Regions from separate parts of the Homo sapiens genome. Here region 1 is linked to region 2. The links are chromatin contacts, found by Hi-C in ENCODE. All regions are on one chromosome and are shown on one strand. The core of a region is the stretch at or near the end of the contact, and the rest is flanking DNA. Distances in the headings are between cores, read along the strand shown. Region 1 has its middle 53 kb from the start of LINC02702. Region 2 holds the start of CADM1 (cell adhesion molecule 1).

What was found. A loop is a pair of places that touch in the nucleus more often than their neighbours do. Pooled maps may share reads with other maps.
Region 1: a loop to region 2 is called in a map of mammary epithelial cell, with 6 times the contacts of the local background. The contact joins the enhancer-like site here to the promoter of CADM1 in region 2. A Hi-C loop is called at or near these places in 3 of 168 maps with a recorded cell type or tissue (HCT116, chondrocyte and mammary epithelial cell) and 2 of 50 pooled maps.

Annotation. Positions count from the first base shown.
Region 1 is chr11:116,690,657-116,694,894 of GRCh38, forward strand. No RefSeq gene overlaps it. Among named protein-coding and RNA genes, the nearest start is that of LINC02702, 53 kb to the left of the region's middle. Within about 2 kb of position 1,973, at least 2 of the 41 ENCODE cell types and tissues checked have a DNase peak (open chromatin) inside an H3K27ac peak, as active enhancers do.
Region 2 is chr11:115,501,930-115,505,721 of GRCh38, forward strand. It overlaps CADM1 (cell adhesion molecule 1), which reads right to left and starts at 2,486. Exons shown (of 12, transcript NM_001301043.2): 1 at 2,342-2,486. The coding sequence starts at 2,465. RefSeq lists a silencer at 2,512-2,671.

The DNA of each region.
Region 1 (4,238 bases), core at 723-3,222, 1.2 Mb after region 2:
GTAATTTATAAAGAAAAGAGGTTGAATCGACTCACAGTTCCACAGGGCTGGGAGGAAACTTACAGTCATGGCAGAAGGGAAAGCAAACACATCTCCCCTCACACGGTGGCAGGAAGGAGAAGAATGAGGGCCCAGAGAAGCGGGGAAAGCCCCTTATAAAACCATCCGATCTCGTGAGAACTAATTCACTACCACGAGAACAGGAGGAGGGAAACAGGCCCCATGATTCAATTATCTCCACCTGGTCCCTCCCACGACACGTGGGGATTATGGGAACTACAATTCAAGATGAGATTTAGGTGGGGACTCAGCCAAACCATATCACATCTTAATCAAATGTGATTGCTTATCAGGAAAACTAAAAAGCTACACTGGAATCCTTACTATATGGCAGGCATGTGCTAAATGACCCTTGTGTTTTATGCCTATGCCTATGTGGTTATGCCTAGGCATCATAACCCACATTTTACAGTGGGAGCAACCAAGCCTTAGAGATGTTATTTGACCTGCCCAAGGTTACCCAGCCACTAGGCAGTGAAGCTGGAATCCCACCCAGGCAGTCTACGTTACACCAAAGGCTGTGCCTTTGACCACCCACCACAGGGTCCTCTACATTCATAACCTATTTTTGTAAAAGGGACTAAAATAAGAATTGTCACCAGGCACAGTGGCTCACACCTGTAATCCCAGTGCTATGGGGAGGCTAAGGTGGGAGGATTGCTTGAGCCCAGGAGTTCAAGACCAGCCTGGGTAACATAGCAAAACCCCATCTCTACAAGGGAAAAAAAAAACAGCAAAAACGTAAACAAAATTAGCTGGGTGTGGTTGCACGTGCCTGTAGTCCCAGCTACTTGGGAGGCTGAGGCAGGAGGATGGCTTGAACCCAGGAGTTCCAGGTTGTAGTGTGCTATAATCGCGCTGCTGCACTCCAGCCTGAATGACAGAGCAAGACCCTGTATCTAAAAGAAGAAGAAAAGTATTGTAGATATTAAATGTTTAAATAATGCCTTTTTTCCAGGGCTCCCAGATTTCCAGAGATTTTTCATCCCTAACTTGGAACTGAAGAGCTCAGGCATTAATAGGAAGCAGAACAGGCACCCTCATTCCCAGCACAAAGAACGCCAACGTGGACACCAGCACCAGCACCCCGCACCCCGATCTCTTCCCTGCCTAGGCCCACCGTCGCTGGAAGGAGAGAAACACGGGCCTGGACTCCCCTCTAGTGGCCATGAAGCTAACTGCACCAGACACCTCCACACCCACCCAGGCCAGCCAGGTGCCCGGGGCCTGAGCCCCAGGTGAAGTGGGAACCTACGCCCAATGGGCACACACACCCACTGAGATGGCAGCAGGCCCCTAGGCTTGGAGACTTTATCCAGGTACTGGAATTGAGGGGACTGAAAGCTGCGGCCCCAAAAGACCAAACCATACCTGACTCCATCTCATCCTTTTCACCTCATCTGCCTCCCATCCATCCCCCCAGCTGAAGGGAGCATTAGAAGTCAGGAGGAAGCTGACCCCAAGAAGCAGGATTCTGGCCCTGGGACAATAACCAGAACTCTGAATGAATGTCCAGAACACTTCCCCACACTTGGCCTGTGGCCTCCCTCCAAGGCTCTCCCCCACTCCTCTCCATCCTGCACGCCCCAGCACTCTGCCTCTCCAGGAAGCCTTCACTGAGCCCTCCCTCCACACCATGGTGCTCAGTCCACAGTCTCTCCCTTCCCTGATCTCCTGCCAGGAGTACCAAGGTCACCTCTCAGCGCCCAGCACACCTTTCAAGACCATCGGTTCTCCCCTCCCCAGCCGTCCCCCCAGTGAACCGGAGCCTCTGAAGGCAGGGATTGCACCATAAATATCTCTGGTGCCCACCCCCTCAGAGTGTCGCCCAGGCCAGGACACCAGAACCTGCTCAACTGGCTGCAGCAAGTCCACCTGAGGACTCAGCCTTGGAGGCCAGAGCAACGCCGGCCCAGCAAGGCTGCCTCTCTTCTCCCAGCACTGCTGTTTGATCCAAGGCACCGTGAGGGTCCAGGCAGGTGGCCCAAGGGAGGGAAGGGAAGGTTCCCAGGAATGCACAGCCTGAGCTGGAGACAGGGGAGAGCTAACAGGGCTGGTAGAAATGACCCATCAGCAGTCGCTGTGACGGCACGAAAACTCCTGCTGCGGGAGCAGCCTCTCAGGGCACAGCAGCTGAAGTCTCTCTGGTGGAAGGTCCCGCCTGAAAGAGCAGGGGGACAGGCCCATCAGCCCTGAGGAGCAGCCACCCCCGGCCCAGCCCCAGACCAGGCAGCAGGGACCTCCCTTCCTCTGAGGTCCCCACCTCAGAATCAGGCTGATGGGGTGCTGCCCTCCCAGCTGGTCTGAGGGCACCTCGGCATGAAGCCCTCCCCCTGCTCCCCTCCTGGCTCCCATCTCCAAGGCCTGAATGCATTCGCATCTTCCGGCTCTCAGGAGCAATTCCAACTGCCCCATTTATATTCCTAAGTAGAGGACTTGTTAATATGGAGCCTGCCTCTGGGGAAGTGGGAATGTGCTGGGTGAGAGATGACAAATCACAGCCCAACAGCCTGGCTGAGAGCACTGATACTCACCTACATCTCATTCATCAGCCCCTGACCCTCCTACCACATAGGCCAAGGGGGCAGCCCTGGAGGAGCCACTGTGGGCTCCAAGAAGCACAGGCATTGGTGGGTGGTGGCAGGGGGATCTGTCCTGCCAGGAGGCTGGGGGAGGGCCCAGCAGCAAGGGGGAGCCCAGTAAGTGGATATGGGTGAGGCCCAAACCAGAGCAATCCCTGGAACAAAACTTCCACTCCTGGCTCCAGTGAGAGAGCGAAAGGCCCAGAACACCATCAGTTTCATCTTGAGCCACACCAGTCCCTGCCTGGAGAAGTATTTGGTCAGTCTAGTGGGCCAAAGCAGGGCCAGGGTGGTTCCTGTTCTGGCTCCAGCCTGGAACCACATGCACACACGCATGCACACACATGCACACACACACACACTCACGGCCCAACCCAGATGCAGGGCAGGGCACGCAGCCAGCCTGGCCAGGTGCTACCTTGGTGAGCTCAGTGCCCAGTCCCAGGTAGGGCGGGTGTGCAGCGTGAGTAATGGCAGGCGAGGAATGCACCCGAATCCTGATAAGGGAGAATAATAACTTGTCAAAGATATATATGATGTGTGTTTGTTTTCCCAACGGAATATCTATGGGGCTAATTCATCAAGCCAGCGGGCTGGCTGGAGACCCAGGGAGGGAGGGAGGAGAGAGGAGGTGCACACAACGGGGCAGCCACTCAGGCAGTTGCTGTGGCCCTCCGGCCTCCAAGGGACCCACAGGCGGGAACACCAGGGCCCTGGAAGGCACTGAAATGGGCCCTGCCCAGCAGGGCTCCCCGCCTCTCAGTGCTCCTCCAGGGAACTTTTGGGTCTGGAATTCACAGGAGGCTTCTCACCTGTTTAGGAATTTCACTGTTCTCTTGTGTGCTCCTTCTCTCATCCACTCTTCCTTCCTTCCTGCTGCACCGTCTGTGCAAAGCCCACCCGGTTTGAGAAGCCGAAAGGTGATCAGAAAACACCACCCCTTCTGGAGAGGTCAGCAGAAGCTGCTCTTCAGGCAGAACAGAGCCAAGAAGGCAGCTCCTACCTCAGCCATCTTCTTCTCATCTATGCCCTGCCAAGAGTGCAGCTCCAAGAGGGCAGATCCAAGAGGGCAGCTCCTACCTGGGCCATCTTCTCCTCATCTATGCCCCACCAAGAGGGCAGCTCCAAGAGGGCAGAGCCAAGAGGGCAACTCCTACCTGGGCTATCTTCTCCTCATCTATGCCCCCCTATGCTCCCCCACCATCTCCCTCCCCCCACACTCCCATACCCCAATCCTCCTAGGCAGAATGGGAGAGAGAAAGAAAGAAGGCAGGAGGGCCCATTCGCCTTGCCCGGGTCATTTCAAAGATGCTGAAGGCAGAAAACCCTCCTGGAAACACAGAGTGCCTGCAGGAGGCTCCACCTGCCACAGATGTGCAGAGGGGCGGGGCCCACCCCCTCACACCCACCCCCTCACCCCCTCACCCCCTCACCAGAGAAGACTCCTCATCTGTCTCTGCCTTAGTGATCACCCATGGGATGAGGGCTTCCTTTCTAACCCCTTCTCTGCCTTGCAATAAGAAACCTTGAGTTCGTGTGCACCCTCCCGGCAGGAGTTCGGCCTGTCCCTCAGCCCCTGCATCCCAAGCCCCCAGC
Region 2 (3,792 bases), core at 1,236-3,735:
AAAATTAAGAAAGTCATCTCATCTCCTCACTACAAATCATACCCAATTACTTTCTAATTTGAACACAATCTGATAACCAGCATACAAACAGGGATGTACACAAGAGCAAGAAGCTGCTTCCATGGTAACTGGCAACAGAATTTTCATGTAGCTTTGACATGCACGGTTGAGTTCCAGACCGCTCCTAAGTCAGCATATATCCCTCGCAGGGAAGGCAACTTCTCACCGCGAGATAGTTACAAATATAGTACCGTTGCTACTACCCGGTGCCTTCAATGAGCAGTCTTGACAGGGGAGGCATAATCTAATCCTACTTCTGCTGCCAAGCGTCATTGCACGACTCCCATTTTTAGTCAAAAAGCAATATCCCCGACCACAGCTTTCCACCGCCCCCCGGCTTTTTTTTTTTTTTTTTTTTTTTTTTTTGCAGCCAATACAAGTCTATTGTTGCCTCTATTATGCGCCAGTTACCGAGCCTTTACTCACGCTCACGTTTAACTGACACTGGCGCTTTTTACAATGCAGCAGCACGAGGGATCTCTTTCAGGAACATTTTATTGAACCCATCCAGTCAGAGGCATCACCTGAAATGAAGTTGTAACCACACCGGCATCGGCTGAACCCAATTATCTCGTAACTCATAAATTAAGAATTCACAGAGGAAAAACACATAAACAACATCCGGAGACAGTGGCATGGAGGAAAAAAACCCTCAGCGCTGGAATTGACGCTGCTGCCAGACGCCCCCCAATAGGTTTCCCAAGCCGAGCTCCTTTGCAAGCCTATTTTGGGGGCAAGCAGCCAACCCGGCGTCCCCCAAATCTCAAGCTAGCACCCCCACACATCCCCCGTCTCCTACAGCGTGTCTCCTGCGGTGTTTACATAACTGTGTGTCCTCTAGCGTGTAAACAAAAGGCACAGCCCAAGCGGAGAGGCGCCCCTGAAGCAGCACCGTGGCCCCAACGCTGTGCCCGCCCGGGCCTGGGGCTCCGCAGGTGGGGGCTGAGCTCTCGGCGTCCTCCGCCACTTGTTGCTCCCGGGTCCTGCAGCTCTGGAGCTGCAAGGAGGGGCTTTGCAGGCTCAGAGCCCTGCTGCATCCCCTCCTGCATCGCCGCTCGCACCCCGCGGCCCCGTGCCACTCGGTCCCGGCGCCCGCCTGGAGCCTGCAGCAGGGGCCAGAGGACGCCGCGCGGCTGCCAAGCGCGGCGAGGTGGCGGGAAGGGAGGCTGGGTGCAGCACAGCCGGCCTCTCCGCTGAGGAAGAGCTCCGGCTCCCTTTTGTTAGCAAAAGCAAACACTGCCCTCTTCTTTCCCGACCGCGCCAACGCGCCCGGCACACGGGCAGCCACACATCGGGCTCCAGCCGAGTGCTCGGTGTCTTCAGGGAAGGCACCGGGCGTGCAGAGCCGCCCCTGGGCAAATTCCCAAGACTGCTCTTCACGCAGGGAGCGCGCGGAGGCCCGCAGGGTGCCCGCCTGGCCGCAGAGGCCGCGACGCCCCCTCCGCCACCCTCGGGCCGCCGAAAGAACGGGCAGCCGGGAAATCCCGTGTCCCCACTCGTGGCAGAGGACGCTGTGGGGCGGGCGGGCTGCGGGCTCCCGGCGCCTTCCCGCAGAGGCGGCGACAGCGGCCGCCCCCCCCGCGGGGCCGGGCCGGGGAACTTTCCCCGCCTGGAGCCGGGCCAAAAAGACCCGCAGCAGAGCCGAGGGGGCGGAGGGCTGCGAACGGCCGGAGGGAAACACGAGAGGCGTGCAGTTTGGGGACAGGGGAGAAAGGCAGAGCGCGTTGGGGGAAGGGGCAGGGGAGATCAGACAAGTCTGGGGATGTCCTGGGGACCGGGGAGAAATCACGCCGCGGGCGGCTGGGAGTCAGCCACCAGGAGGCTTCGGGGATGGAGAACTGGGGGGGCCCTCTGGAGAGGTGGGGGCGAATGGACAGCCCTGGGAGGTGGGAGGACCTGCAAGTTACGGGGAGAACGGCGAGTTTAGAAGGGTCCGGAAGGGTTGAGGTTGTCTTTGAACCATCCCCTTCCCCCATGCTTTACAGCCCCCGGGCCCCCCATTCTCACTCCACTCTGCACCCCGCGCCAAGCCGGGGAGAGAAGGTGTGGGTGCAGCCATCCCTGGGGACTCTCATTCACACTTAGCCGGGCAGGGGAGAAGGGGCTCACAGATGCCCTCAGCCCCTTCCCTCTCAGCCCTGAGTTTCCTCTCCACACTCCCTCCGCTTCGGATGTAGGAAGTGGGGGGAGGTTGTCATGGAAACGTTTCCCCCCTCTGTGGCCAAGGCTACTGGGGTGCCTTCGGAGATTTAGGGGCCAACCGGTCGGTGCCCACACCTACCTGTGGGGATCAGTGCCGCGGCGGAGAAGAGCAACAGCAGAAGCCGGAGCCGGAGCCCGGGAGGCGCCGCCGCCGCCGCTGCCGCCGCACACTGGGATCCGCTCGGCAGCACTACACTCGCCATGTCGGGCACCTGCCTCAGACTGGCGGCGTTGGCTGCCTCCGGAGCCCGAGCGGACAGCTAATGAGATGCTAATGACATGCGCTGGAGGCGGAGTCCGGGCAGACCAATCACAGCGCCGCGAGCCCAACCCGGCTCTCGGAGGGCCTCGCTCCCTCCCCCACCCCGCCCCCTGGCGCTGGCGTTCGGCGGCGCGCCCGCGCCACCTAGGGGCGGGGCCAAGGGGAGGGGCGTATGCAAATATGTTTATGTTAAAATTCGGGTTTTGCTTTCCCCGGATCAAGGAAAAAGTGTTCTCCCGGGCGCCTGGCGTGCAAGGACTCGGGCTCCAGGGGGCGGGTCTAGCTTCTTGTACACCTTTATTAGGAATGTTTATAGCAATCGCTGTATCAGACCGACGACTGGAGAATCTCCCTTAAGAGGGTCCTCTGTCCCGCACACCGAGTGCATCTGGCCTAGCGAACCAGACGTTGCAAATTTCCGTCACTCACCTTGCACCGAAGGAATAGATCTTTGGGAACGGGGGCTGTGCGGGAGTGGAGAGTAAGAAGGCAGGTCCCCGGATTGACAAAACAATCTGGGAGAAGTGCATGCGTGCTTTGCACGTCCGGCGGAGCGGGAGAGCCCGCTCAACAGCCTAGCGGTAGACTCGGGGATAGTTGGAGAAGGCAGCCGTAGAGTCGGGTTCTGAGATTTTCCAGTCGGTCTTTTTGCGGCAGAATCTCGGGAAAGGTAGATCGAGGAGGGTATGCTCAGGCTCCTCCGCTTGTCGAGGGTCTCCTCCCTGGTTTTAATATATAGGTGTGTGTTGAATATATGTGTGAAATATTTGTAATATTAGATATTTAAGATTACACAACAACGGAAAAAATTAGTCAAGGCTTCAGGTGAAGAGCGGGGGTGGTGGGAGTTGGGGAGAGGGAGTGTGGTGAAGGCAGGGTCTGCCGTGTTCCTCCTTCGGGGCTCAAACCCTCTCACTCCTCCTCTGCGCCCCCAGCCCTTCCTAAGGAAGCTGGGGACCAACAGGTGCTCCGAGCTTCCCCTGTCTCTGGGAGAGCCTCTCCTGCTAAAGCGACTTGCATCTCCGGACTCACTCTCCCTCCCCGAAATTCTCTTTGCTTTCTTTTCAGCCAGGCAGCCGGCTCTCTTGTTTGTCTGCTTTTTAATTACTTATTTTCTTCCCCTCTAGAAGATCGTGTGCGCTCTGACCCTCTGTTGCTCAAGCATCAAATTGAAGGACGAGCCATATTAAGTGTAAAGGTTTATAATAATTTAAGTATTCATAGAATGCAGAACAATAAGATGTAGGAAATACAATTTGCATAATAAA